4 separate regions of the Mus musculus genome follow, and all the other regions are linked to region 4. A link is a loop called in an ENCODE intact Hi-C map of the cell type or tissue named here. Cell type or tissue: gastrocnemius. All regions are shown on one strand. Each heading gives the region's core, and the rest is flanking DNA. Links, peaks and the distances in the headings are about the cores only. Region 1 overlaps Plcb1 (phospholipase C, beta 1). Region 2 overlaps Plcb1 (phospholipase C, beta 1). Region 3 overlaps Plcb4 (phospholipase C, beta 4). Region 4 overlaps Plcb4 (phospholipase C, beta 4).

Evidence for each region. A loop is a pair of places that touch in the nucleus more often than their neighbours do. Peaks named below come from ENCODE experiments on the same cell type or tissue, not always from the same donor. Only the 100,000 strongest peaks of a DNase experiment are listed, where the experiment ranks them.
Region 1: it touches region 4 in a loop (3-fold over the local background); 17 of 42 quality-filtered maps call a loop at or near these places.
Region 2: it touches region 4 in a loop (3-fold over the local background); 9 of 42 quality-filtered maps call a loop at or near these places.
Region 3: a loop joins it to region 4, with 2.9 times the contacts of the local background. A loop is called at or near these places in 11 of 42 quality-filtered maps.

Annotation. Positions count from the first base shown.
Region 1 is chr2:135,384,642-135,392,147 of GRCm38, forward strand. Plcb1 (phospholipase C, beta 1) reads left to right here. Exons shown (of 32, transcript NM_001145830.1): 28 at 1,453-1,529; 29 at 1,632-1,721; 30 at 2,495-2,552; 31 at 3,157-3,243. Among named protein-coding and RNA genes, the nearest start is that of Gm31993, 150 kb to the right of the region's middle. In gastrocnemius, for the core only: a CTCF peak has its summit at 3,548 (motif pointing right); a DNase peak (open chromatin) is centred at 3,551.
Region 2 is chr2:135,352,662-135,360,167 of GRCm38, forward strand. It overlaps Plcb1 (phospholipase C, beta 1), which reads left to right. Exons shown (of 32, transcript NM_001145830.1): 24 at 6,993-7,125. Among named protein-coding and RNA genes, the nearest start is that of 4930545L23Rik, 140 kb to the left of the region's middle. In gastrocnemius, for the core only: a CTCF peak has its summit at 3,808 (motif pointing right); a DNase peak (open chromatin) is centred at 4,823.
Region 3 is chr2:135,730,599-135,738,104 of GRCm38, forward strand. All of the region lies in intron 1 of Plcb4 (phospholipase C, beta 4), which reads left to right. Among named protein-coding and RNA genes, the nearest start is that of Plcb4, 75 kb to the left of the region's middle. In gastrocnemius, for the core only: a CTCF peak has its summit at 3,729 (motif pointing right); a DNase peak (open chromatin) is centred at 3,627; H3K4me3 peaks cover 463 bases; H3K27ac peaks cover 2,462 bases.
Region 4 is chr2:135,923,203-135,930,708 of GRCm38, forward strand. It overlaps Plcb4 (phospholipase C, beta 4), which reads left to right. Exons shown (of 39, transcript NM_001355153.1): 8 at 6,753-6,832. Among named protein-coding and RNA genes, the nearest start is that of Gm14210, 110 kb to the left of the region's middle. In gastrocnemius, for the core only: a CTCF peak has its summit at 3,868 (motif pointing left); DNase peaks (open chromatin) are centred at 3,902 and 5,975; H3K4me3 peaks cover 192 bases; H3K27ac peaks cover 3,335 bases.

The sequences.
Region 1 (7,506 bases), core at 1,065-6,064, 540 kb before region 4:
GGTTACACACAGAAATGACCATGCCTGCTTTTTACGTGGGTGCTGGAGATGAGAACCCAGGTCATGATGCTATCGAAGCAAGGGCTCTACCTCTGGAGCCATCTCCCCAGCCCCTTGAAGGGATTTGAAAATAACTTCAAAAACACAGGGAAGAGCAGCAGCAGCAGACAGAGGTGAAGAGCCCAGATTTTAGAGCCTGCCTGAGTTTATTTGTCAGCATTTAGAATGTTTTAGCTATTATAAAGAGTATGAGGATGGTTTACAGTACACAGGAGTGTATGCGAACATTATGGCAAGCGCTATACCATTTAGCATAAGGCATTCATGGATTTGGGTGCACAATAGGGGTCCTAGAACTAATCTTCCTTGGATCTTGAGGGATGGCTGCCTTGTTACTATGAGAGATATTACTTATATTAGACTAGTTAGCTCATCTTGTTCTGTACATTTGGAGGAAGAAATTCGACACTTTGAAAATAGTAGTGAAGTCTCTCAAGGAAAGCTCAGGCCATATGTTTTATGTTCCAGTGGAAGGGCTGAGGTCTGTTGCTCCAGCCACCTGAGGTTCCACAGACTTTCAGTGTGGAATAGAGAGTGAGGGTTGATCAGCATGAAAGTTTACTCTCAAGTAGTTGACATTCATTAGGCGTGTACTGAATGTGGGAACCATAGGAGTGCTGATGATCCAAAGATACAGTAGCTGCTGTCGTGAGTCTTGATCCAAGAAGAAAATATGCATCACATGATACGGTTATTACATTCTCAGCACCCAGGTTTTAAGAGCAGCAGAGGAAAGCATTCCTGATGCTCTCTGTGTCAACTGAAGCTACCTCACCAGGACATTACATCATTTTCTGAGATGGGTAACTGATGTTAATCTCAAACCAAGTCAACAACAGCGGCAAAAACATACCCAGAAACACAGAATTCTGCACGGCTGACTCTAATTTACTTATTTTATTTAAGCTTCACACTACCTACTAGAGGAAAAGGTAGCCACAGTATGACTTATAATCAAGAAAATACTGGTTCAGAAAAGGTAGATCTTAGCTCAATTCATACCTTCAAAGCTTATTGCCACTAATCTATATCCCCAGCCCCCAAATACTTTTATTGCGTTACAGAGTAGAGGTAAGAACCCAGGTCCACACTCTTAGCTGTGTTTGTACTGACTGAGCCAAGCTTCAGGAACTAGAATGACAGTCATTCAATTAGAAGAGAAAATCAGAGGGATTTCATCTTTAAAAAAACAAAAACAAAAACAGATCATGTGATACCTTAAAAATCATGCCCTCGTTGCTAAAAAGTCAGGTTTTTGTGATTCTAACAACAGCTCAGCCCCACTGCAGGTTGTCTTAAGTACACTTGCTGGTGTTTGGGGTGGGAAGGGCAGGGGCAGGAGCCTGTGCCTGTGATCACAGAAAACATCAAACTGGCATTTTCTTCCCCCAGCTTATTCAGAAGTTGACAGATGTTGCAGAAGAGTGTCAGAACAATCAGTTAAAGAAGCTGAAGGAAATCTGCGAGAAGTAAGCCTCCATCCCTTCACATTCAGCCTGAATATACATGAATGCTTCAAGGGCTGCTTGCTATTCAATTGGTCTGATTTTTTTCCCCCATTGTAAATTCAGAGAGAAGAAGGAATTAAAGAAGAAAATGGATAAGAAGAGGCAAGAGAAGATAACAGAAGCCAAGTCCAAAGACAAAAGCCAGATGGAAGAGTGAGTGGAAAGTAGTCCTCCCTAACTGGAAGGAGGAGCAGGTGCTCCCTGTGAGAGGACCAGTGAGAGAAGCAGTGTCTTAACCAATGGCCCCTTCATAAAGTCTCTCCTTGAATTACTCTTTTATATGACTCTTGCCTTAGTCCCTGTTCTCTTCCTGTGCAGAGACACCATGACCGAAGCAACTCAGAGAAAAGGAAGAATGTCACTGTGGGTTTACTTATGGTTTCATAGGGTTAGTCTATTATCACCAAGGTGGGAGCATGAGGTGCTCAAGTTGCTGGCACAGTAGCTGAAAGCTATATCCTGATTAAGGGGTGGGGCAAACATGGGCTTCTGAAACCTCAAAGCCTACCCCAGTGACAACCTTCCTCCAATGAGACCACACTTCCTAATCCTAAGTTCCACTCCCTGGTTACTAAGCATTCAAACTTATGAACTCTAGCTGGCCACTCTCATTCAAACCACCGCAGTCTCCTTTATGGCTTTTTCAGTGAGCTCTCAAACAGTGGCACTCTGGGCCTTTGAGAAAGAAAGTAAAGTGAGCTCTTTGGGGAAATGACTAGATATTCTCTTAGACAACCTTGGGAGCATCTAATAAAAACAGGGCCTGTGCTTGGGGAGACACACGGTCATTGTTACCCCGAAACACACACACACACACACACACAGGCTTGACCTTTCTTTCAACAGCTATACAAAGACAGTAAAAGCGTAGGCATCTAGAGTTCCAGGTGGATTGGTATAATGATCTGTGGCTTATTTCCATTTAGGGAGAAGACAGAGATGATCCGATCGTACATCCAGGAGGTGGTTCAGTACATCAAGAGGGTATGTCTGCTCCCACACACACACACACACCTTTGCAAATGCCACACAAACAGTAGCCAACCTCACTGTGAACTTCTAGGAGGAGAGTGTTGCCTCCTAGTACCTAGTCGCCACCAGCATCCAGCTGTTTTGTGATACTCTATAAGGGCGCACTTATTCTGGCTGTTGCCAACCATATTATAAAAAAGCTAAATAAAACGTCTATAAAAATCTGTAGGGCAGAATCACTACCTAAGTCGGGGACTCCCCCCTAAAAAATGACACAAAAGATGGTTCCCAAAAAATCCCTTCACCGTTAAGATTATGTCCACATCCAGATTAGCCCTTAAGCTTCTTTAAATTTGTGTTATAGAAATTTTCAAAGATTCTCAAAAATGTATATCCACCAGTCACCACCCCACCCTGTACTGTGTTCCCATCGCTAGATTCAAAGGCCAATTTTGGCCCAGAATGTTCAATAATTGCTAACATAGATCTGAAAAACCTTTGGGTTTGTTGTTGTTGTTGTTTGATTTTGTTTCTTGTAACATGCATGAAAGTTGTATGTTGTTGTTATTGTTTTATTTTCATAAGTGACTCTTTTCTTTTGGTAACTTTCTTACAGTTAGAGGAAGCACAAAGTAAAAGACAAGAAAAACTCGTGGAGAAACACAATGAGATCCGCCAGCAGATCCTCGATGAGAAGCCCAAGGTAAGAGCTGAGAAATTCAGGATGTCTAGACACAGTTGGCTCATTTGTCTTCCATTCAGTAAAAGTAAAATCCCCTGGGCTTTATAAGTACCTCGCGCAACATCTCCAGTCTCCCCTTGAGTGCAAAACTCACCATTTAGGGTGAAAGTAAAAATACAGCAATATTCTGCAAGTACTGACCACCAACAGTGTCTGCGGAAAGATGAGCGCGTACGGTGCCCTCGCCACACAGTTGGTTCGGATACATGGCTTGGGCAAGGGCATTTTTATTTGAATCAACCACCTTCATCTTGTAATGCTGTAATACCAGAATGTGCCCAGCAGAGGACACTCTTCACCAAGATCACCCTGATCTTGACCCAACAAAGTCTTCCATAAAAACAACCGGGGTGGGGGTGGGGGTGGGGGTGGGGTGGGGTGGGGTGGTGTCCGTGGCGGAGAGAGAAAGAAAAAAGAAAAAAAGAAAAGCAAATCTCTTTGCCTTCATAGCAACAACTAATCAGTACTGTCCTTTAAAATTATATTACAGCTCGGAGTGTAGCTCAGTGGTACTAAGAGTTGTCTGCATGTACAAGGTCCCGAGTCCAATCCAAAACAACAAATCAAAGTAGGTTGGACTTGTGGCTTGTTGAAATCAGTTGTCTATGGACACTGTGTTGAAAACCCTATCTGTAAATCAAATACTCGCAGGTTGGCCAAAAGCATGTCAGTTCTAGGACATTCTAGCCATTTTGATTCATTGCTGAATATTTTTCTTTCTCTTAAAACAAAATGGGCTCTCTAGGACTCCCTGCCATTTTCACTATAGTTGAAAAATACAGATTCTCAAAAGTACTACCATTTGGCCCGATTGTTTATTGAGTCTGCAATACTCCAATGCTAGGTTTATTTATTTGTATGTAACGTTCCTGGGTTGGCTTCAGAGAGAGTCCTTGTGGCTTGCTCTAGGTATATTTTCACGGTTATTTATGTTCTTTAGCCTTTATGCTTGCAATATATGAGCCACTTAATATTTGTGATTCCTAAAGATTTCAGGCTTAGCAGGAATCGATGGTTATTTTGTATATTGTTAATTCTTAAGTTTCTCCTTTACATATACAATTCAGATCTTCTTAGCCAGCTTCTTGGTCCACTAGTGCTAATATAATGGGATGCATTTTAGTAGAACTTTAGAAATTGCCACACAATCTCCCTTTCCTTGAATTGAGTTGCCCACAGTCACTCATGACCTAAAAATATTATGTATAGAATTCACAGAGTCAGCAATCCATGAAGTCCTAAAATGTACAACTTTCTAAGCAGCTGATGAACCCTGGAAGCAATATGTTAGCCATTCTGGCCCTGTGTACAGCATGGCCACCCAGTGGTCCTCTCTGTCATAGGGTTTGTGACTCCTTTAACGTAGTAATGGCTCCAAACCACAAGAGTGGTGACATTAAGGAGTCTTGAACCTGAGAACACTCAAGGGCAGATTAGCTTTGGCTTTTTGTGGCTTAAAGGCGTATTAGGGGAGGGGCACTGTATTTTTCAGAATCAATCTCATTTAAGTACTCAACTATTTTAAATTTGACTCTGATTAGACTAAAATTTAAGAAAAATATTAAGTAGTCAGAAATATATATATTCAGACCCATACAGTTTCGAGTTTTGCATCTGGAGTTGAGTTTGTCACCACTTTGTATTCTGGTGTAATAAAATTTATTTATGGTGAATCTCATAGCCAGTTTTAAACCTCTACAAACCCTTATTTACAACTAATACTTTCAGTTTTGCTTTGCTTTTTGATTATGTGTGTTCAACATTGTAAATATTTTAGCCATAGACAAAATGCAATACACATATTTTAAAGTTACACAATTTACTTTAAGTAATTCATAGATATCATATGTACGTTTATTCACACATGTGTGGGTGCACATGTGTGTATGATGTGGAGGTCAGTGGATAATTCCTTAGGTGGTGGCCACATTTATTGTTTGAGGTAGGGACTCACATGAGCCTGAAACTTTCCAAGTGAATAGGCTCCCTGGCTAGGGACCCAGGATCCTCTTGTCTTTCCCTCTGCAGAGCTGGGATTATCAGAGTGTGGCAGCATACATATGTGTGTACATTGTGAAGATTGAACTCATGTCCTCATGTTTGCAAGGCAAGAATTTTACTAACTGAGCTCCCTATCCCGTGTGTGTGTATGTGTGTGTGTGCGCGCGCACGCACACGTATGTGTTTGTGCATGCATGTACATGCATGTAAACTCAGGTTCCTTCACCCTCAGCGTCCCCATGCTAGGAGTATAGACATATACTACCACATATGTGACTGTTCTATGTCATCATAAATAAAATCAAATTAAGTTAGTTCCTTTTGAAGCACCTTAGAACTTCTTCACTCTATACAACCAAACATTAAACTGGCTAATAACTTTTGGCAATTTATCTGCCAGAGTACAGTTTTACAGAAAATCAATTTCAACCCGCTGGGCATGCTTGAATACATATATAATCCCATTAACTTGGGAAATGAAGGCTGGAAAACTGAGAGCTCATGGTTCATCTAGCTTATATAGCGAGGCCACATTTCTAGCAAACTAAATAAATAATTGTCTTAAATAGTGCCAACTTAACAAATGACATTATTACTGTTTGAGTCATGTCATAATTCTAGGGGTGGGAGGACGGTTCCAGGCATACAGTAGATGCTGTATTAGTTGTTTTTCTGTTGTGATAAAACACCATGACCAAAGGCAACTCATAGAAAGGTTTATTTTGGTTTACCATTGCGAAGAGAGAGAAATGTGGGAGAGAGTATGTAATGGCAAGGGAGACAGTTGAGCAGGAAACTGGGTGAGTATATCTCTACCCACAGGCAGGAAGCAGGGAGAAAACAGAAAGTGGGGTGAAGCTATACACCCTGAAAGATCACCTGCAGTGATGTACCTCCACCCGTAATGCTCCATGTCCTAAAAGTTCCATAATCCACCTAAACAGTGTTACCTGCTGGGATGAAGTGTTCACATCCATGCACATAGAGGAGACATTTCTCATTCAAACCACATCAAGTGGGCAGCCAGTTCTGAGGATGGGTGGCCATTTCTAGGGATAGCTCACCACTTCTAGAGATGGGTGTTCAGTTTCGGAGTTGGGTAGCTAGTTTAGTGACTCAACAATATTATTGAGAATCTGAATTTTTAGAATTTCATTGTTGTTGCTTATTGTCCTCAAGCTTTAAAGTCAGTGAGACATGGCTGCCAAGCCCCACTGCATTATCTTCTATCTGGTACCATTCAAAACCAGAATGGAAAAAAATCCCCACTTTATTCCCTTCATAGGAGTGATGGAAACCTTCCAGAATGGCCAGCCACCACCCCACATCCACAAAATAGATTTGTCTGCTGTGGTGCTATAATGGAGCCACATTCTAGTTCCTAAACAAATCCCAAGAAAGAAAGCATAATATTCATGACTGGCTTAGAGTGCCTAAGACTCATTCACAGAGGTGGGAGGAAGTCAGCTTCTTGGGTTTACAGTCACCAGAAACGTAAACAAAATTGATGCTTTCTCATTGAATAAAGAGTGAATAAATAGTAATTGGGGGTAGTGAGCAGTTTATACTACAACTGTATATTTAACAGCTTTTATTCTTTCTTTCTTGTGTCCTTAGAAAGGATCTAAAGTGTTCCTCAGAGTTCTAAGTCATTCTCTTGTCTTTATTTCTTAGTCTACCTAAGTACTGTGATAAATTTGCTCCTTCGTCTGTGATGCTGTTCTTATGGCCATCTTGTTGTAAGCGGATTTGAAGGAAGCCCTTGAAAACTGTTTGTTTGGTGTCAGCCTAAATCATTTGCTGACGTGTGTTCTTTGGAGCTTAAGGGTGTGTTTTCAGAGCTATTGCTTTGATAATAAAATTAGAAAGCACACGTGAAGAAGCCAGCCATGGTAGCTCACATCTATAATCCCAGCATTTGGCAGGAGGAAGCAGGAGGATCAGGAGTTTCATAGGTCATCCTTGGCTACTTATCAGGCGTAAAGCCGTTTATATAAGACCCTGTCTCCAACAAAACAAAACATATCACATGTGGTAATATTGTAAGATATTTAGCAAATGAAAAAACATTGTTAACAAAAGCTTTCTGCCACTGTGACACAATATCAGAAACAATTAACTTAAAAAGAGAAAAGGTTAGTTTTGGCTCTTAAGCTCATATGTGTTAGCCTGCTTTGTTTGGCCCTATTGCATTGGCCCTTTCGTAGCACACCAGGTCACAGA
Region 2 (7,506 bases), core at 1,689-6,688, 570 kb before region 4:
AACGTATTTGTCATTTTGGTTTGTTAGTTGGTTTTTGGTTGGTTGGACAAATATTTTCCCATTGAAATATATCCCAAGCTATCAATTGTTTACGGATGGCCTTGAATTCACAGTGTAGCCTGGATGGCTTATGAACTTGTGATCCCCCTGCCTCGGTCCCTAAGTAGCTAAGATTGCAGGCAGGAGCTGCCAGCCCCTCCCTCTTTCATGTATTTCTTAAGGTATCCATCATTTCTTTTAGCAGATAAGGAGATGTAGGTACTCAAGTGCTAGATTTCTTGCCCAGAGTTACACAACTTGTAAACAAAGGAGTTGGGATGTGATCTCTCAACTCCTCGTGTATACCAGAATGTCTCCAAGTTTTAGGTCGATCAGGATAGGATGGTGACATGCTGAGCCTGATTCAGTGGGTCTGGGTGTGGGCCTGATACTCATACTGACAGAATCTCCTGGCCTGTGGAGCATACTATGCGTAAAACACATCTACACCACACCACCACGTGACAAATCTGCAGCGTTCTGGAGACTTGTTAGCAAGGAGGGGTTCTTCCTATTCTCCCGGACAGCAGCGTGTCTGTGCAGATGAGCACATCTGGATGTTGTGACAGAAGGAACAAGACCTCCACAGGCTCAGGGCAGACAAAACCACAGCATAAAGCAGTGGGGTAAGGCTCCTTCCTCAGAGGAGCTATGGACAATTGATAGCTGCCAAGGGATGGAGAGTCAGTTGTCTCTAAGGGTTTGGCCCTGGTGAAATCTCCAAACTCCTTTAGATGGTGCCACTCCCAAGAGTATATGGGCATCACATATTGGACTTCCTGAATTTTAAAGACATGAAGAAATGAAGTTGGGTGAGGAAAGGGAGATATAATGGGAGCAGTTGAAGGAGGGGAAAAATATGAACAAGACACATTGTGAGAAATTCTCAGAGTCAATAAGATTGTTTCTGTAAAAAAGAAAAAAAAATGACAGTTTCCTTTTCATCCCTCGGCTACTTAGCTTTGACATGCCACTTTCTTTGACTGCCCTAAGGCAATCAGAGTAGCCACCATTTTTAGAGGAGGAAACAATTGCTTGTAATTGTGGAGCGATCTAATTAATTAAAAGTTAGACCTCACAAGAAACCCCGAGAGCCACTGGAACTTCAGCAAATCAACCACTGGTTTGCTCCAGCTGCTTTCACAAATCTCTATGTGTGTGCTGACACTTTTCAGTGGGTTGCAACTCAGGACTGTGTGTTCTAAAGTCCTTCTAAAACACTGGAATCATTGCCCACGCCACACCTGATGGCAGACGAAGTACAAAAGTGTGACTCTCAGTTAAGGAAGGCTTTCCCCCTGCTCTATTGCATTAAAAATCACCCACAGATCATGATATAATGCCAATTCATTAAATCTTGGACAGGGCATAAAATTCTGCATTACAACAACCTTCTTGGTTTGGAGTAGCAGGGCTCTCAGTATTTACCATGTTTCAGAATCATCTGGGTGTGTTCTTCTACCACCCATGCGTGGTTCCCATCTGATGCAGATGGTTTGGAGGAAACCCTGGCATTTAGATTTCTAAGGATCTGAAGTGATATTGGTGATGGTCCAAAATTCGCACACATTTCAGAGTCTTTAATGCCTGTGGCCTTTGTGATTTTTTTCACATAGACACTGACATGTGTATAAAGTAGTCAGCAGGGTCATGTGCACTCTTATTTAATAGCTTTCTAATCCCCCAGTTGTGGTAACGAGTCAACTGTAGAAAGAGAAGCAGTTTCATTCATTCCATTCACGAATTTACTCATTACGGATTCATTCAAATGCTTTTTTTTTTCTGATTTCAGCATAAGGTTGAGCATATACTATAGTTTCAGGACTTTGCCAATGAAGTGTACCTACTACTTATATACCAGCAGGAAACTGTAGGTGAACATATTCGTCCATCCATTCATTTTTTGAATAAATGTTATTTTAATGCTATACCTCAGATACTATGCTGGAATGTGTGTGTGTGTGTGTGTGTGTGTGTGTGTGTGTGTGTGTGTGTGTGCGCGCGCGCGCGTGCACGCGCGCGTTATATGTATTATCAAATCACATGTACATATGCATGAGTATGGATATATATGTACATACACAGCCCCTGAGAAAAATCATACTTTGTCTTCCTCACTTCTGAACCAGAAAGTGATGTCAGTTAATAAAAGTTCACACATTAAACTTGCAGTGGTCACTCCTAGGTCAATATGTGGTGGGAATGATAGCTTTGTCTAAATTGGGGTGCAGCCTTCATGAGAGAAGAGCCCTTTGGATTCCAATCTAGTTACTACTGAAAGAGCTTGCCAGACATTGATTGCAAAAGATATCAAACTAAATTTACGTATCAGGTGTTCATTAAGACATTTGAAAAATGAGGCAGGAGATGAGCTCCATGGTTAAAATCCATGCTGCTCTTGCAGAGGACCCAGGTTCAGTATCTAGCACCCATATGGGGACTTAAATCTATCCATGACTATAATTCCAAATGACCTAACGCTCTCGTCTCCCCTCTAAGGGCATATATGTAGTGCACATAAGCACATATGGGAGATAAGTAAATGAATAACCCCTGTTTTTTTAAGCCAAAAACTAAAGACAGGAGACAAACTTGCTCACGACGTAAAGCCTTTGCCCATCACTTGTGCTGCCAGACTCTTCAAGTACAACTTGAACTTGAAAGAATCTTAAAACTGATACTCTTATCTCAGTCCACAATTAAGTGGCATTCTTCGCTTGATAACATATAAATTCCTCTGTCCACTTATCTATTTTTATTTTTCAATGCATTTCAAAGTGGGCTGCAAATGCCGGTGTGCTTCCCTCCCACGCACTTGGAGAAGACCAACCAAGATGTGTGTTTTTCAGGACTGAGCCTGAATTTCTTAGGGATGGGACAGGTACAATAGCTCGGTTCATTCAGCTAGTGGAAAGTTTAGGTACAACTTAACTATACATCCTGAAAAGCTGCTTCAACCAAAATGCTGCCTCTAACAAGGCCATAAACACTGCCCACATCCATCCTCAGGAGACTGGATGGCACACCCTGAAATTATAAATCTCCTTCATGGTGTTCTGGGAAAGTGGCGAGCCTTTCCCCTACCCACCAGGGTCCAAGGCAACATGCTGTCATCCTAAAACCACATGAAAGGGACAGTGTGTTTTAATGAATTTTACATCTGTTTATTTACTTAGTGTGTGTGTGTGTGTGTGTGTGTGTGTGTGTGTGTGTGTGTGTGTGTGTGTGTTGTGAGGTGTGCATACATGATTGTGCCTCAGAACAGGTATGTAGGTTCCGAGGAAAGCGCTGATATTTGTTCCCTCCTTCCACCATGTGGGGCCCTGGGCTCAAATATAGGTAGCAAGCTTGTTGGCCTTACCTTTACCCACTGAGCTGTCTTACCAGCCCAGGAATCAGGAATAACCAGTATCCTCTAGTGACCTCAGTAACATCTCCTCTACTAACCCCAGTAACATCTCATAGTTGAAAGATATTTTACTTTCATGTTAAACATCCCACAGATTTTTTTTAAAGCTATGTATTCTCAGCCGCTTGTTTTGTTTATTAAAGCCAAAATTTCTGTGTCCAGGTCACAAGTGTTTTTCATTTATTTGTACACCGTACCTTCTACAAAACTTATAAGAACGGAGGTTTACTGATTTACATGTGGTATAATTTCAAAGAGATTGTGTTTACCTTAACTCTTGGAAAGAAAGATTTAATTTTTAAATATGAAATCAATTTTAAAAGCCATTTTTGGCCTTATTTTAAAGAAAAATATACTGTAGTAATTCCATATGCCCACTAGGTGGCAGAGGTTACAAGCAAAAATCTAGTAAGAGCAACTGAAGTTCCACCATATGACCCTTCCTTAATTGAAATTCATGTTAATTGGATCCCAGTGGCCTTCCAATTAAGTTTATAAAAAACATATCTTTGGTGCCTTTATTTATTTCATAATTTCTAGCACTTTGGGGAAGGATTTCTCCTTGTTTTGTTGAAACACATGAAAGTAACTGTCATAGAGAGGCCTGGAGAGAAACATAGTAAAAGTATTGATTCCTTTGAGCTGGACACAGAAAATTTGTGTTTTGCATTAAAGCTCACACATCTATGTGATGGGAAGGACTTGAGTTTCTCAATTATTTCAAAAAGTTAAGTTTAGTATTTCACAACTGAAGGTATTTAACCGTATTATTTATTTTATATTTTATTATTTGCATGTCATTCTAGTGCAACAGGGTGAGTTCTTTGGTAATTCCCTCATCTTTCTGTGTGACACTATCTTAGCCATAGCTTACTGTTGTATTAATGTTCACCTAAGCTGCCACTGTCATAGAACACAGAATGCCTGCTATTAAAACTATTCAGACCTTAAACTATCATAAGTTCTCAAGTCTCCTATCTGACCTCTGGCTTACTTTTAATAGAGTTTAGTGCTGACTTTCAATATCATCTTTGATTACTCAGCCATGGTGCCAAAAGGGCAGCCCACCTGGCTGGGCAGAGATGAAGCCAAGACAAAGCACCATCCAGCCCACAGAATCCCAGCCTCTCCTGTTATCAGTTTCCCCAATGGGGAAACTGGGGCTTTTCTACATATCCCTTGGCAAAACTGTCAGACATCAGTCTTTTGTTGTTTGCCATCATAGATGCTCAGTACTGTATCACATTTATCCCCAGAAAAAAAAATCCTCAGAGGCCCCTGGGAAATTTGACTACTCAAAAATCTTGTTAATCAGTGCCTTCCTTGCCCTCTTCTCCTGACGCATGTCTGGCAGGGTGGAGGAAGCGAGAGCTGCACATTTGTTGGCTCCTGGCCTAGGTCATTTCCAGACACAACATCCCTTTAGCATTCTGGCTTGGGGATTCCAGGCAAACTCTGTTCCTCGAGTCAGGGCACGCAGACAAGGCTGTTCTGGGTCCAGTGCAGCCTGGAGGTGCACTTTAGCCTTTAGGTCATTTGAAAATGTGTAAGTTCCCAGAAATATTTAATTTTTCATCTTATTTCAACACCTCGTGGGTATAGGTGGTAATTGAACCATGCCTGTCCCACTTATAACAGCTTCCTCTGGGTTTGGGTATGGCTTCTCTTCTCCTTGTCACCACTTTATAGGTCCAGTTCGTTAACTCTGATTTTTTTTTTTTTTTTTTTTTGTCTTTCAAGAAAAACCTTCTCTGTGTATGACATGTCCTGCATGGAAAAATCTGGCAATATAGGAAACCAATGCAGAAAACAAACAAACAAACAAAAAACCCACATAGCACCATAGGTACCACCCATAGGCAGCACTTGAGCCAGGAGACTCTCATTTGCGATGTCTGGTTGAACAAAGAATATGTCATCATTCCTCTTGGCATATGACTCTAGGGAGATTATTCCTAATGGAATCTAACTTAATGTGACCATACCAGAGCTTACCAATCATTGTTATCCATCTGTCAAAAGATATAATTTCCCAATAGCAAAATCTAATGCTTCTAGATTCTATGGCTAGGCTCCCGTTTTGATGTCCAGCCCAGTACCAACACTTATCTTCTCCTGCTCCATCCCAGTGAGAGAAGGTACACTGAAGAAACCTGGACAATCAGCAGTGCTATTTGTTGACTTAAGCTTTGGGGAACGAACTGATCCAATGCCACCTCTGAGGCTACAGGAATATCATGAGTTCAAGGTCATCGATAGCTGTACAGTAAGGCTTTGTTTCAAGGATGAAAAGTAGCAAGTTTAGGAGGGAATGAGAACATGAGTCAGTGATGCTGTTTATACTTCTGCCTTCCTTTGGTAAAATTTCCAGTGTGCTCTTTGTAATTACATGCCAAAATGTCACAGGGTTGACGTCCAGGTGACCCATGGAAGAAAATATCCCTGATAATAACTTATAAATGCATTACACAGAAAGATGCTGGGATAAAGTCGTCACCAGAAAAACTTGCTGTGGACATGGAAAGCAAGTCTAAACCAGCTGTCAGGCACTTGGAGTGTGGGGAAGCACTGTTGGAGGACTATACCATTATAGAGGCAATTATTTTATAGGACCGGCATTGATGCTACAGACACTTACTGAATGCTTACCTTCAATAGGGTATAGCTGATGGAGTGGACAGGATAACAGGCTCACAAGTCTTGGCACATTTCATTTTGTCCATTGGTAATGGCATACCATCATAACTGTTTCGTGCATTTACTTATTTAGCTTGAACCAGAAAGTGTTCTAGATACTTACCAAACATTAACTGTTTTGATCCTGGAAGAAACCTCATAAGGTAGGCAATCTTATGATCCCTAACTCATGTATACCCTCAAGGATAAAGATGGAGACACGGCACAGAGAAGTAAGTGACTTGCTAAATGGACTGAATTTGAATCCAAGGACACCTGGTTCCAAAGTCTGCACTCGTACCCATCACTTTGGTTTTTGCTGTGACATGGAAGCTGGTGGCATGAATCAAACTAGCATTTCCTTCTGTGTTATTTATTCAGAAGCCTGTCTCTGCTACTCTGAACCAAGCTGAGATCAGTTTAGCTGTTTCACTCACATGTGTATTCAGCTAGGGGTGTCTATCCCAGGACATCGGGCTTAGCAGTCCTTCCACAGAGCCTCTCCTTGTCTACCACTATAGCAGAAATCTGTAAAGGCTGGACAGACTCTCTATGGTCCTTTGTTTGCATTAAACGTTGCTGTTCTCTCATTTGATGGAAGCATCTAGGGAGATCCAGAGGCAGTGTGGGAAGGCTTTATTCAGGAGCATGAGAAAGTTGGAGTGGAAACAGAGCACATTGTGCAATTAACCTGACACTTCTTGATTTCACACTATGCTGAGTTAATCTTGCTTTCTTGACAGTTTCAAATTTGGTATTTCAGACTCCAGAGGAATTTTGAAAATGCCATAATGTGTAGCCTTACTGTTACAGGAAGAAAATAAAAGCAGTATGAAGCAGAAAGTTAAAAAGATGTTTATGATCTTAGGCTGACCCTGGAGAAACATCTTCCGAGGCTCCAAGCGAAACCAGGACAACGCCAGCAGAGAATGGGGTGAATCACACCGCATCCCTTGCACCCAAGCCGCCTTCCCAGGCTCCACACAGCCAGCCTGCTCCAGGTAAACAGCGGGACAGTGCCATTTGCTAGCTCTCCAACCTTCAGCTTCTGGGCACTTCTGCGGGCCCAGAAGCTATGGCTGAGGGATATAAGCAGACTATAAGTGATATGGGTGGGCAGGTGGCAGGATGGACACATGGTTGACTGTTACCAAGCCTCACAGATACTCACCTGGCTCTGCTGAGAACCTAAAACCCACCTGTGTCATTGGTTGTTATTTGGGGGTGAATTATGATCCATCCACTAATAGAGTTTGAGTTTGTGAAGAGTTCTACAAACAACTTACCAGTATGCCTTAGAAGCACTTTCTTGCTTCCACTTCAAGGCTCTGCCACCACCTGATTTTCCAGTAACCTTAAATGTCCTCTTATGCTAGGCTGTC
Region 3 (7,506 bases), core at 1,441-6,440, 190 kb before region 4:
CTCTTTGCTATTTATATGGTTACCAAATGATATCACAAGCCCCAAATACTAATAGGTTCCCAAATGAATTTTTTAAAAATGCTAAAATCCCTTTATAATTTGTCCAGTGTCGTTGACCATGAGAAAGAGTGTGACATCTATCTGTGCAGTCATGGAATTGCTTCTCCCTGGAGTATTTTACCCATGTGCTTTCTCCTTAAGGCATGCTGCAGACTCCCTGCACGTTACAGACCCGGGGAGGAAGCTGAACTCTAGTCCTCTTGGCCATTCTATACATTGAAATCAAAAACAAACACAAACGTACAGAATTGTGAAGAGTTGACCCCAACAAACTGACAACAGGACCCTTGCCTACAGTGAGAGGGGCTCATATTCAATGGCGAAAGTGAGAGTGCTGGGTTGTCTTCCAATTGTAAGTGAATTTAACAAGGGGGTGAGCTGGTTGCAGCTTTAAGGGCCTGTAACTCTATATCCAGCTGTGTGTCTGTTGTCTTACAAAATGTGGATGGCAGGACACATGAGTCATAGTATATTATTTAAAAAGTTAAATTAACCTGTATTGGTGTGAGACCCTGAGGCAGTTTTCGGTGGCCCAGCCCAGGCCTTCTGCCCTTAGCATTTTGAGCCATATTTCCAGAGCCACACTGCGCTCTCTCTAGGCCACCCTGGACTCACTAAGTCTGCATAGGTCTAGACACTTCCTGTGCTGCTTTCACCATAGGCTCTTCTGGTCGTTCAGAGGCTTCTGGAGTCTTTCTGAGTATTCGTTGAGCCACATGGAACGTCCAAACTTCCATTGTTTTAAACACAGCCCATTGACTTGGGAGTTCATCCAGGGCCTAACTCATGCTGGTGTAGGTGTCCCTCACCAGGGAGATGGCCAAGTAGGCCTCTCAGGGAGTGGCTCTCCAGTGGGAACCCTTGTGATATCCGAGGACCTTTTTGGCAATATGAGGACACTACAGTGGCATACTGTACTGCCTGTGAGATAGGTAGACAAACCCAAAATGAAACAAGTTGCTGCTTTTGCCCGGGAATAGGCACAGTATACTGGTGAACACATGCTTAGGCGAGTCTGGTAGGACGGATCATCTAAGCTGTCAGTGGCTTTGTGAAGCTCCGCCCAAGGGGAAGGCCCACACTCCTTCCTGCTGCTGCCCTGGATGGTCTCTTAGCCATGACCTCTGGCCGCCCTTCTCTCTTCCTGATTACAGCTTCCTGGTGTCCTGTTTTTTTTTGCTCTCACAGGCCTTTGCTTCTGTTGTAGCTGCACTCTAGGGTGCCTCCCCTTTCACTACAGGTAATGGCTCCATGTGATGGATTTATCACTCTGCACGGCACTAACTTCCCTACTTCTGACTTGCAGTTATTTAAATTCTGTTGTTCCTACAAACTTGTAAGTTCAGAGTGATATAGGACCAAGATACGTGGCTAGTAAACCATTCAGTGAGTGGATGAATGAATGTTTGAATAGTACCACACTTGAAAGGGGCCAGAGCTGAGCATGTTGATGGCAGTGTGTAACCACTCTGTCAGGCAGCTTCCTTTCCAATGGATTCACCATTCCTGTAAAGACACCATTCTCTACTGGTGTAGATGGTTTCAGCGGTCTGCACATGATAGTGTCTCTTCATCAGTCTTATTTATCTCCCTTGTAGGTATCAGTATCAATTTCAGGGTGAGTTGAAGAAGCAGTTTCAGATAAAGGAGAGATGAGGAGACAGAGCTTTGTGCTAAAGGGGAAGAGCCAAGGGGGTCAAGGCACTGTCTTTTGTCCTAAGCCTCATTAACATTAATTTATCACAATGCAGGTTAGTTCTCAGCATGTCACAGGAGTAGCTCCTCAGATAATGTTGTGGCTATTGATCAATTAAAAAGGCATTATGTCTTGGGTGGGTATATCCTGGGACTTGGAGCTTTCAGCTTTCCCAGGTAATCCTGTTATGTACCTAACTTTGAGAATCACTAATATCAGTATCTAGGTAGATCAAAGTTACTCATGTTAACATTTCCAGTGTGATTCAGTATTTCCTGTCTTGGTAATTTAATACTTTTTAGCAATTTTATGATTTTTATGTACATAAAATTAGCACTTGTACTTTGTTCAAATTTATCATTGTGATATTTAATATATAACTTTTTGGCAAATGACCTTGTATGACCTCGTTCCCCACCCCCCAGCCCCACCCCTCTTCAGCTATCACAGAGAAACAGCTGACAATCCTTCATATTGGAGGAAGCTGGGAGGAAACCATTTTTCAGATAGTGTGCCTATAACGTACCAATTTAGAACTTCTCCTTGCTTTCCATTGCTGCCTTGTCTGTTTTCCAACTCTCCAGCCTCTTGCTTACCAGGGCCAGGAGGAAGAGCCCCGTAGCCCCCGAAGAACTTCCAGAAAGCTCTTTGTTATTTTCTGATTTCCTTTGTAACTATGCATGGCACCTTTGTTATAAGTGAGCTGGCTAAGGTGACAAGTGAAGGGACTTTGGGGTCCTTTATAGTCATTTTGCCTACCCCCTCCCCCCAGCATCATCTCCAGCATTCCCACGAGCTTTCTGTTCACCTGTGTACGCTTCCAAACAGTACTGGGAGGCTTGCACCACCAATCTCCCTTGTGATCGCTCCCTGCTATTGTTTTAACTGCCAGAGCTGAAAATGAAATGTGTCATTGTGTGCTGCTGTTCCTCTAGCATCTAAACCTCCTCCTTAAGAATCATTTCGGGATGCTTAGGATCCAGCAACCTTGTCATAGATAGAGTAGGTAGGCATTGCTACAGAACAATGCGCTGGGTAAAGCGCAGTAACTCCCAAGTCCAGAATGTACACATTGAAAGTTATAGAATTTGAGGTCACTCCATTCCGTTTCATTTAAAGAAGAAATACTAGAGTAGGAAGATACTGTGTGAATGTTGCAGATAAGCCTCAACCTCCCATTTCTTCGCCATGTGAGCACATATCAAAATATCAGGGCTAAGGCTACTGTTGTATTGTACATCCATAGAACGAGGATCTGGGCTGGAGTCTTCCAAATACCAGAAAACTTTACCAAAACCAAACATGAACTAAAGTGGATTAAAAATTGACAACATGGCTCGTGTTGTACTTCCTGACAGAGTACTTGTTTGGTACAGGTTAGACCCTGATTTATCTATAGCCAGAAAACAACAAAGGGGTTCTCAAGAGATGTTTATGGGATAAGTGAAAATATTTTTATGTTGTCAAGTCTAGGAAATTTGGTTGAAAACCTCATATTTTGCCATTTCGCAGACAGGCAAAATTTTAATTTCTAGTCTTTATTTTAGTGTGATCTAAAAGTCAGTCTCCCCACCCCACCCCCACCCCCTCCACCCCCAGCCTGGAATTACTCATGTTTTAGAGATTACTTCAGAAAATGGAGTTTCGTGACATGGAGTTTGTATTTGAGCCCCAGCATTTCTGTTTCTCTAATACATTTTAGTAAACTTGGAAGCTGGGCAGGAGCTCAGAGACTGTCTTATTATCGGCCTGCACAGGACAATTGAGAGCGCTGAGCCCTGGCTTGGCATCTCTGCTGTCCATCAGAGCGAGGCCAAAGCCAAGCAGCTGTTCAAAAGCCCGACTTTCTGGTTCTAAATTGCACACGCTTTTCTCTACTTCAGAGTAAACACCATGGTTAGTATCTTAGGTTGGTGTCTTCTAAAACTGGTTTGAGCTTAACTTGGGAGTATAAATAGTACTCAGGAGGGTCCTGTGTCTGCCACTAGGGGTCAGAAGCAATTGGAAAAGAAAGGAAAGGCAACCATAAAAGGGCTAATTAGTTGATCCCAAGATGGGCAAATGGCCTCCTTTGTGCTGGGGTCGGGGGGGGGGGTGGGGGTGCGGGGGGGAGTCTTGAGAAACAGCGCAGTGTTTCTCAGCTGTTAGACGAGGCAGTGGGAGCCAGACTTTTTACCAACTTCTGTGGTGTAAGGACTTCTGACAGCTTTTCTATTGGTATTTGTATCTGAAAGGTACACCAACAGGAGAATGCAGACTCCTAGAATAACACCTCTTCCACATAGAGAACCTGAGTCACTGGGGAGCTACAGGGACCTGGGTGGGTCACTAGCAGCTTCTGCAAGCACACTTAGGGAAAGAATAAGAGCTAAGCTGCCAGACATCTACTGCTCCCATATGCTAAGCACCTGGACTGGATTTATTTACGTAGATGCCCAGTGCTCGTCCAAGGGAAGAAGAGATGGAGCAGGAAGGAAGTGTGCGACTTCCAGTAGAGGATGTTACTCCCCTGAGCCTCCAGAGCTTCTCTCCAGTTCCTTAGGCGGGTGCTAACCGTTACATCCACAGAGTGCTGGCAGCTCCAAGAGGGGATTAATGAGGGAGGGTTGCTAGGTTAGGGGGCTTGCTCCGTTAGATTTCTCTCAGTCATACTGACAGATGACAGTACATCTCCTGGAAGCTACAGAATCTGTCATGTGGTTTTGGATACAGCTGTGCTCTGTGGGTTCCTATACCTCTTTCTCTTCTCCTTCAGCCCCAAGCTATGCCACACTCCCTGGTTGGCTTCCTAAGCTCTGTCATGCCTGGTAAATCACCCCATATAAGCTCGCCTTAGTTGTGTATTCAAGTTGCCATCTGCTTCCTGCTGAGACCCTTACGGCGGCACCATCTTGGTATCTTTTGCTTCCTGAACACTTGGGTGGAATGGAACAGCCAGAGACATTATGAAGATAATGATAAGTTGTCCTTGAGCTCCAAGGATACTCAGCATTTAGGATGTTGTACCACAAGAAGGGGTACACATCCCCAAATATGTTTCGAACAAATGACTTTAAGTTGTAATTGGAGTGCTTTCTTTTCTGCTCTATGGGAAACTCTGTATGAGCAGCAGATTGAAAATTAGAAATTGTGTCTTATGATGACTACCCATACAGCTAATTATAATGTACTTAACCATATAAGCTGGAAAATATTCAATGCAGGGAAACAGAAGGGTTCAATGGATCTGTCCATCTAGAAATTTCAGATTTATCTTGTATATTCTAATTTTAGATAAGTATGTATTTTTCTCTTTAGCTCTTGAAGTTTCCCATCCATCTAGTGAGTTATAATCCCCTCTCTGAGAGTTTTTAAACGCTGCGAAAGACACTTCAAGCACCTAGAAAAGGCTCTCCAGCAATAGAAATGCTCCTTCTGCAGGGACCCTTGTGATGCAGGCACTTTGCTGATCACTGTGGACTCAGTAATGAATAGCACTTGATGTGTACTTTCAAGGAAATCACAATATGTTGGAAAAATAGGAGTCTAAACAAGTAATTATACGAATTGTAAAGTATTATTAACATATACTGGGCTCTAGGTGTATCTAAGTGAGGGTATACTTAAGTGTAGCTGACTTTGGCTAGTTTTGGGGTTGTTTTATCTTCCACCCTTCTCTATCTTTTTGTCTCCTACTCTTTCAATCCCCTATCACTAGATAAGAGAGAGAACAGGGCAGAGAGGAAAGGAAAGAGATTCCTGAATAAAGTCGGGGTTGGAAAGGGGACGGTTTTATCCCTTAGAATACCTCCTGTTGATTAGGGGCATCAAGTTCCTTGGAGTAAGTTTGACTTTCACCATTTAGATATCCGATTTCTTCTTGGTTTTCCTTTGTGCATGCCTACTTATCCATGACCCATAGCGAATAACAACAACCCACCCCACTCTTGTGGCCCTAGCATTCATACACCCTCTAAAAAGACCCCAGAATTCCAAACATCCTCACACAGGCACAGAAACTATCTGCAGCTGGAAAAATCACCCCTGCCAGAGCACGAGGCAAACCTAGCTGCTGTGGACAATCTGAAGCAGCCCCATATCCCACAGTTGGGATTAAAGTGAAAATATATTCTTATACCGTTTCTGTGGTTTTAAAAGAAACTAAAATTCAAAAATTCTTACTACACTTAATTCTGCCAGGAAACGGCAAAGAGGTTGATGAGTGACCAGAAATCCACAAGTTCGGTTTGAAGGACAACAGAGAGGGCAGGAGGATGAAGGAGAGGATGGGGGCTGTTGGATTGCCTGGTGGTTTTGAGATGGAGTCAAACACATGATTTAGCCCATAGCCTTTGGAGGAATGCCTGGACTTGAGGCCAAAGATAAAATAGTAATTTAACCCTTAACACTTACCATCATTTAGAATAATATGGATTGTACATACTCTAAAAATATTAGAGATATGTAAGCAAACTGAAGACAGTGTTTTAAAAAATCATTGGATATTTAGTGGGAAACATATTGTGTCATCTTATAGTGATGCTCCAAATATAGTGTCATCATTACGTGTAACATTTGTTTTTATTTTATTTAATGTATATATTCATGTGTATCTGTCTGAATGCGTGTGTATGCATGCCTTGCATGCCTGTGTTCGTGAATGTGTGTGTGTGTTTCTGTAAGTGCATACATCCATGAGGGCAAGATAACGATGTTGGATCCTCTAGAACAGCAGCTATTGTACCAGCTGATCTGGGTGCTTAAATCAATCTGGGGGCCTTAGGAAGAACACCAGGTTTTTCTCGTTCTTCTCTTCTTCTTTCTGATGGACTGAATATACTTTCACTGGTACCTTGAGTATCCATCTGTTCTCCGTTTCTGAGTCCCCTATGCCTGCTCGTAGCTTATCTGCCATGTGTTTGACCTTCACACTGGCATAGCTCAGACAGCATGGCCTCCTTCTCTCTTTTTCTTCTCCATTTTTCCCTTCCAGGCACCTCCTGAGCTTTGCTGCCCCGAGGTTTAACTCTAGTATGATGGTCCATTCTTATTTTATTAATGATCCTAAGGACCCTGATTTGCCCCATAACTTGATCAGATCTCCTGGATCTTAAGTGCCAAGTTCTAGAATTGCACTCAGGCTCTGTGCCCTGCAGGGACTCGTCTGTGTCTCCGTCCTTCCTTTTCTCAGTCTTTGCTCTGGGCTTTCCCTGCTGTCACCTTCTCTTGCTTTGTACCTGACCACACCAAAACTTACTGGCTGGAAACAACAGCCAGCATTTCATGTGTCTGTGGGTTGACTGGTCTCAGCCAGGCAACACGGCTCCGGGAGAGACTGGAGCAGTTGCTCTTTTTGTGGTTGGAGTGTTTGAGATGACTCATTGAACATGAGCAGTTGGCTTCAGGGATGAGCTCAGCTAGAACGTCTCCGGTCTTGTCTGGGCTGCTCCCTCCACGTGGAGTGGTCGGATCACTGAAAAGCACGAGATGCTCAGGAGGACCCTTGTCAAGCGCAAAAGCAGAAGCCACTTAAGAGAGGAGCAGCTGGATGACAAGTCCATCCTCTCTGTTGTTCTTCAAACCGAACTTGTGGATTTCTGGTCACTCATCAACCTCTTTGCCGTTTCCTGGCAGAATTAAGTGTAGTGAGAATTTTTGAATTTTAGTTTCTTTTAAAACCACAGAAACGGTATAAGAATATATTTTCACTTTAATCCCAACTGTGGGATATGGGGCTGCTTCAGATTGTCCACAGCAGCTAGGTTTGCCTC
Region 4 (7,506 bases), core at 1,205-6,204:
AGTGCCAGAATTTCTTCATGTAGGATCAAGAGAAAGTAGTTGACATGACTTATTTTAATTTTATCATTATTTATTTATTATTTAAATTGTTATTATTATTATATTGCTTGATAATTTCATACATGAATATAAAGTATTTAGATCATAATACAGTCTGTTATTTGGTATATAAACTTTGGTAGCCAGCTCCTATTTTCTCTTAACCTCCACTCTCTACAGTTTCTTCGTTCTTGCACCTTACTTAGTCCTGTGCTGAGGGCTATGGTGACAGGAGAATCATTGGTCTGGAGTCAGTGACCCAAGTTATAGTCTTGTTATTACTACTGTCCTGAGAAGGGTACTTCTGTCTGCTTTCTGTATCCAGTATTCTAGTAGGCATTCCATAGTAAGCCTTGATTTTGTTGTCTTGATTTTGTGCAAAAGCCTCCTTCGAGCAGGAGATGCTGTTGTTGTGACAGGCTTCTCTAGGCCTCCTGCTGCTGCCTAGATCCTGGAAACCCACATCTCCATGGGTTCCCTGTTTGTGTTGTGTCTTCTCTGTCAAGCTGCCAGTGACTGCTTGCACAGCCTTAGTAATAACTGAAACTCCATAACCTGTTTCAGCAATGTAGTGGGACATATGGGTACTTGAGTGGTACTTAAAGAACCAAGGAATGAAGATTTAAAATATAGAAATGTCCCAATGTGCAGAGCTCACTATGAGAGTGGTTATTCCTCATTTGGAAGACTTGATTTAAAAACCTGTTATTTATTATATATAAATTATGCATAAGGAGAATAAATTACAATGAAAATAAAACAGGGCCCTAGTTATCAATGGAGAAGACACCGGTTTCCTGATGCAGGTTCATTCTGCAGTGATCACATCTCCTTCAATTGTCTTGTTCTCTCACTGGTGAGTGATTCTTGCATTAAAGTTACCTTCAGGGTTAAAATGCTGAATAATGGGGACTGACTCATAGAATTACTGATTCTTTTGGTTCAGGATAGGGCATTTCTGAAAAGGACCTAGTAAATTCTTAAATTACTAGCTGGGGAAATCTGCTTCAAAATTACTTGTATATTCACTAGTCTTCCCATTCATGACTGTGAAACACATGAGGAAACTTAATTGTCTTGAGATTTTAGAAGGTTCAGTCCATTGTTTTTATGGGCCCTATGATGTCATAGAATCTAGAGTGTCATAGAATGTAGAATTTGCAAGCTGAGCTTCTGAGCATGCCCATGGATAGTTATCTTGATAACATTAATTAAAATCAGGGTTCCATCTTAATTGTGGGTAGGAGCATTCCATAGGCAGGGGATCCATGGCTGAATAAAATAGAGAAAATGAACTCACCCTTAGCAACATTCATTCCCCTCAGCCTCTTTTTTTGGGGGGTGGGGTGGGTGGGGTTGGTTTGTTTTGTTGTTGTTGTTGTTGTTGTTGTTGTTGTTGTTGTTTTGTTTGTTTGTTTTTTGTTTTTCAAGATAGGGTTTCTCTGTATAGCCCTGGCTGTCCTGGAACTCACTTTGTAGACCAGGCTGGCCTCGAACTCAGAAATCCGCCTGCCTCTGCCTCCCGAGTGCTGGGATTAAAGGCGTGCACCACCATGCCCGGCTTCCCCTCAGCCTCTTATCGGGATGACCGGGCCAGCTTCTTCAATCTCATCCTACCTTGACCTCCGCACCAGGATGGAAGACAGTTTTGAGTCAGAATACACTCTTTCTCTCTTACGTTGCTCTTGTCAAGGCATTTTACGGCAGCAATAGAGAAGTAACTAAGATGCTTGGGTAGAACACCATGGCAGGAGCACATGACAGAGGAGGTTCTTCATCTCATGGTTGCAAGGAGCAGGAGAAAGATGAACAGAGAGAAGCCCAAACTAAGATGTAGCTCCCTGACTGCTTGGCTCCTACTCTTACAAGTTTCAGGATCTCTCAAATAGCATCACGGGATCAGAGAGTCAGCATCTCTGAGCCAGAATGTGGGTACTCACCAAACACCTCACTTGCTTGTATTTTGGGAGATGCACTCTTTTAGGTGCATCACACCTTTCAAATGAATCTGCACAGGCTCACACGGCAGATGTAAAGTCTAATCCAGGGGAAGACACCTAAGACTCTATTTCTAACAAGTTCCCTGGAAATATTGCTGCCCCTTGGCCAGGAATCATATGTCTGTGTGTGTGTGTGTGTGTGTGTGTGTGTGTGTGTGTGTGTGTGAGAGAGAGAGAGAGAGAGAGAGAGAGAGAGAGAGAGAGAGAGAGAGAGGGAGGGAGAAGAGAGAGAGAGAGAGAGATTGCTGAGGTTATAGTTCAGTGGTAAAGCCCTCACCTCCCATTTATGAAACCATAGGCTACACACCCTCTCCCAAAAAATTAAAAAGAAACAGATTTCTGTTCTCCATCCTCTGAGTCTCCATACCTGCAAACTGAGTCAGGAGGTTGGACATGATCACTTAGATTTAAATAATTTCCAGGTTATCTTGCTGATATTCCAGAAAGAAGGGATGGAAGGAGAGGGAAGGAGCAAGAAGGAGGAAAGGAGAGAGGGAGGAAAAGGAGGGGTGGGGGCTTTTAAGGTCTAACCCAGGCTAGCACTCCTGGCATACTTTACCTAGCAGGTCTGTGCTACTGTTGGGTGTATTTCCTTGGGAAGACTTCCACAGTGCTTGAAGCAGGGACAGAAGAATGAAGAGAAATTCTGTGAGTGGTCTCCTCAGATGAATAAGGCGATTTGGGCTAATGTCGTAGAAAGAGCTGGACTGGGATCTAGGACATGGAAAAGGAAAGAGGAAGCTAAACCACAGCCCTGGCTGAGCTGGAGCTCTGTGGATCCCTCTGACCTCGAGCTTGTAGTGATAAAGCAGTGGTTCTCAGCCTATGTGTCATGACCCTGGGGGGGGGGGTCAAACAACCCTTTCACAGGGTTGCCTACGTAAGACCATCAGAGAACACAGACATTTACATTACAATTGGTAAGAGTATGAAGTAGCAACGGAATAGTTTTATGGTTGGGGGTCATCACAGCATGAGGACCTACAGCATCAGGAGGGTTGAGAAGCATTGTTCTAAAGGAAAATTGTTGCTATAGCAACTGAGTTTCAGTTCATGTGGGTTTAGTCTAGTTTTGTTATAATTGTGTGTTTCTGCATTATCTTAATGAGGAGGGGTTCCTTTTGTTTGTGACAGTGTTTTCTAGTGTTCTACAGCAAGGAGACACATAATGAGGAAGGCCCAGACATTTGCCAGGAGCAGGATGCTTGATAACTCGGTGTCTGCATGAAGAAAATCAGGTCAAGAAGTGCTAGAAGCCAGACCCAGTGTCCCCAGGCACCTCTTAGCTTTCCACATGCCCAGACAATCCTACACAAGACTCCTCAAGGATTTTATTTTCCTGAGAAGGGATACTGGAAAAGGTCAAATCAATCTATAAAGTATAGAAAGGATTATAGAGTAAGAGAACAAAGTGGTTATCAGTGCTAATATGTGTAGTTAGTATGGTCAAGGCTTTGTCTTCAATATTCAGCACAAATAAAGTAAATAAAACTAAAATATAAAAGAAGGGTGAGACTTTACGGAAGCCACACCTCTCTGTATTCAGGTGCTGTTTTTCCTGTCATGGTGAAGTTACCTGGTACCCCTGCTGCGTGTGCCCACCGCAAGCAACTCTGAGACCCCACCAAGGCATGTCTGTTATCCAATAGCTCAAAGATACACCTCTAAGGGTGACATGCTATTAAAGTATTCAAGCTTACCTACAGCAATTCAAACAGGTGTATTTTTAAGTCACCACTTTAAAACCTGTTAATCTGGAAATAAGCAAAGGCCTGTAGCTCATACCTGGAGAAACTTTCCAGAGAAATTCTGGGACTCTACTGACACCTGCTGGCATCTCATCTCCTTAATGTTTGAAAAGAGCAACAAAACACGTCAGGCATTAATATTTCCTGTAGTTACTGGCACGCATACTATGTGTTTGGCCTGAGTCATGGCATGGACATGGAGGAGGTCTAAAGGACCTTGCCTTCCCTGACAGAGAGACAGGGAGCAAGCGATTGGGTGAAAACATCCCAACATGGGGACCTGACCCAAGACGGGCTCTGTGACTCTGGGCAAGGCCCTCAGACCTGCTTTCATCTTCATAAAAAGAACACGTCACAGCCTCCCACTCAGGGCTAAGCTATCCCTGAGGATGGTGGTGACATTTGCGATGCGTGAGTTCTGTCATGAGTGGTGATATCAAAGGTCATCACCTTTCCATTCTGATAAATAAGAGTCTTCCCCAATTCTATTAAAAAAGAAGAAGAGGAGTAGGAGGGGGAGGAGAAGAAGAAGAAGAAGGAGGAGGAGGAGGAGGAGGAGGAGGAGGCGAAGAAGAAGAAGAAGAAGAAGAAGAAGAAGAAGAAGAAGAAGAAGAAGAAGAAGAAGAAGAAGAAGAAGAAGAAGAAGAAGAAGATGATGATGATGAAGGCAGTTTAAGCCTCCTCAATACCTCCCCTCCCCCAGTATCTGGTGGTTATTTCTAGAAACAACTAAATTAGTGTGATCAAAAAACGTTGTTTCTCTGTACCGGCCACTTCTGTGCCCTAGGAAACTGTGGACTTTGTTCTATGTTTTGGAACAGATCTCAAGCCTTCAGGTTGAGAAAAATACTCCCAGTTAATGCCATCCAAATTATTTGTGCTTTTTCTGTCTGCTCCTGGGAAACTGTGTGGGCCTGTGGTTTGTTAGGCCAGTTACAGGATATTCAATAATCTCCGGGGAGCCAAGTCCATATTTAGCCCGACAGAGGAAGAGAGGTCTGGTAATGAGAAAAGAAGCAATTCTTTAAAGCTCCTGTTTCGTTTCTTGATTCTCTCTCTGTGTCCAGACCTTACCTGTTTGTTGAAGCTTTTGATGCTATTTGCAGTTCTCAGAAAACGGCCTTTGCTAGCTGCAAAAGGAAAGGTGCCTCCTGAGAGTTCTTCCGTCTTCCATCAGAAAGCTGTCAGCAACGTCTGGGACTCTCCAGGGCAATAAAAGCCATTAGCTTCACACCCAACAGAACGGCACTAGTGAGGATGTAGAAGTTAGCACCCTCATGCACTGTTGGGAGAAATGTAAGATGATGTAGCTATCACAGAAAGCAGTATGGCATTTTCTTTAAAAAGTTGAAAGGCTCCTCGTGTCGTCCTGTGACCCTTGCCTGTGGGCATTTATGCCAAGTAATTCATATCAGTTATTTACAGTATTCAAGACAAAGAAGCTCAGGTATCCATGGAGAGAAGAACGGATGGATGACCGTGGCATGCACATACAATTGAATTCTGCCTTGTAAAAGCAGAATTTGGCACATTAAATGAAAGCATAATGCCGAGAGAAATAGCCAGTCAGAACATGGAAAATCCTGTGTGATTATTCTTGTGCGAGATACTTAACATCGTTTAAAACATAGACCCAGGAAACTGACTAGCGAGGGTCAGCGGGAGAGGCACAGATGGGGATGATGAGTGCAAGGTATTGAGGATTAGCTAAAGCTCCTGAGACAGAACCATTTATGTCCTGTGTGTCTTTACCGAAATTAACAGGAGAAGACATCAAATAACAAGACCCAAACCACACTGCTATAATGCAGTTATCAGCTCAGGGCTTTCAGACATGAAATCCCTCATCTGGTAACGTGAAGCCTGGTGTTTTGGGGCAGTGCTGTGCACCAGGAGCTTCTGTGATGACAACAGTGCTTCTCCTGGGCACTCTCAGGACAGGGCCTCGAGTCCTCGTCATGGCTTTTTGTGGGGCACTTGAATGTCAACTGAGACATCCAATTTTAGACTTATTCAATTTGAATTTAAGGAATCCTATGATCAACGACAGTGACATTCACATTTATGTGACTACCCATTCCAAAATGTCTTCCTCCCCTTGGCAGTAGCTGCAAACTTAAGGAGGTAGAGTGGGCCGGGGAGGAGCCTTAGCTCTGTTTATTCCCAAGCTCCAGTTTGCTGCACAGCATGTCGCCAATGTGTCATTCCTTTGTGGCATTCATTAGCATCAGACATTGGATCCAAGAGCAGTGTTGGCTTTGGTTCATGGGCTAGCCTTTTCTAGAAAAATGCCCTTTTACAGACCCAAAGTTCTTTCCTGTCATGCGTAATCTGTCCTCACTTTTCCTTGTAAACCCGTGGAGTGGTGGTATGAACTGCAGCTGAGGTTCAGGTCCTTATACAGAAGTTCTGTGAACACATCCCTGCTTGCTCTGGGTACCGTGGCAGCAGGCAACGAATCTTTGACTTTTTAAGGCTTTGCTGGAAAAGACAAACAGGTAAACTATGTAAGCAGGCCAGATGGAGCAGCATCCTGACACTGCAGTGAAGGGCCTTGTCACATTTGTCCTCTAAACTGGAATAGGTAAACGTATCGGCATGTACTTGTACAGCATGACTTAGAGAAGGCTGAACAACTAAAATAATAAGGCTTATATTGAAACAGGCTGCAAGTGGGAAGCTTAGGAAGCCAGCCAGTCTTTCATGGCATTGTCATGCCACATTTAACTTAATGGGAAAAATGAAACCTGCAGAATAAAATACAACCGTGTAAAATATAGATGCCTGTGCAGCAAGGGGGGATAAAAGAAGAGTCTGTAGTTTTATTCCACAGAGGAGACAGGCTGTATTATAGTAATAATAATAATAATAATAATAATAATAATAATAATAATGAAAAAGCCTGTACCTGGCTACAGAGGACTGCTCACTGTGGACTTTTTCTTTCTTTTTCTTCCTTTTCCAGCAATGGGTAGAAGGCCTGAGATCGATCATTCACAACTTCAGGGCAAACAACGTCAGTCCGATGACATGCCTCAAGAAACAGTGAGTTCTGTTTGTCTTGCCTTTTCTTCAAAGGAGTTATTTAGTAAGCTTTCTGGCTAGGAGGGAAGAACTGTATCACATCCATCAGGCCAGTGTCCACCTTTCCTTCTGTACCCCTGGCTTTGGAAGTTGACCAACTCCCACCTGTATTTAAACCACTTAAATACATAGCAAGGCATATGTGATATTCTTGTCATGAGATCTGTAGCAGACAAAAGGTTGGTAGCACAGGTATCAAGCATTCTTTTTGTTGTTGTTGTTGTTTTCTTTTCTTTTATTGTCTCCTAAACTCCATTTTCTGATGGATAGCTTGCATGCCTCACCTGTAGGATAAGTTCTAGGGCACCTCAGGTCTCCACTGCATGAAACTGACAATTTAGGGATATAGCCAAGAGAAGCATTTGGAAAAGCATCCATTGCATAAGTAAAACAGAAAGTCCTGCCCCCCCCCCCCCAAGAATACTGCTTCCTTGAATGTGCGGTCAGGGTTCTTTGACATTTCTTTCGAAATTTCAGTCAATGGTTCAGTCAACTCCTGAAAATCTTACTGCAGGTCACTGTTCCTGGAGTTCCAAGTGGCTTACTACACTGATAGATTGTCATCATGCTCAGATACATTACTGGGTCAAATAATTAGTTTTCATGGAGAAATCACAGAAAAGCAGTGGTCTGTA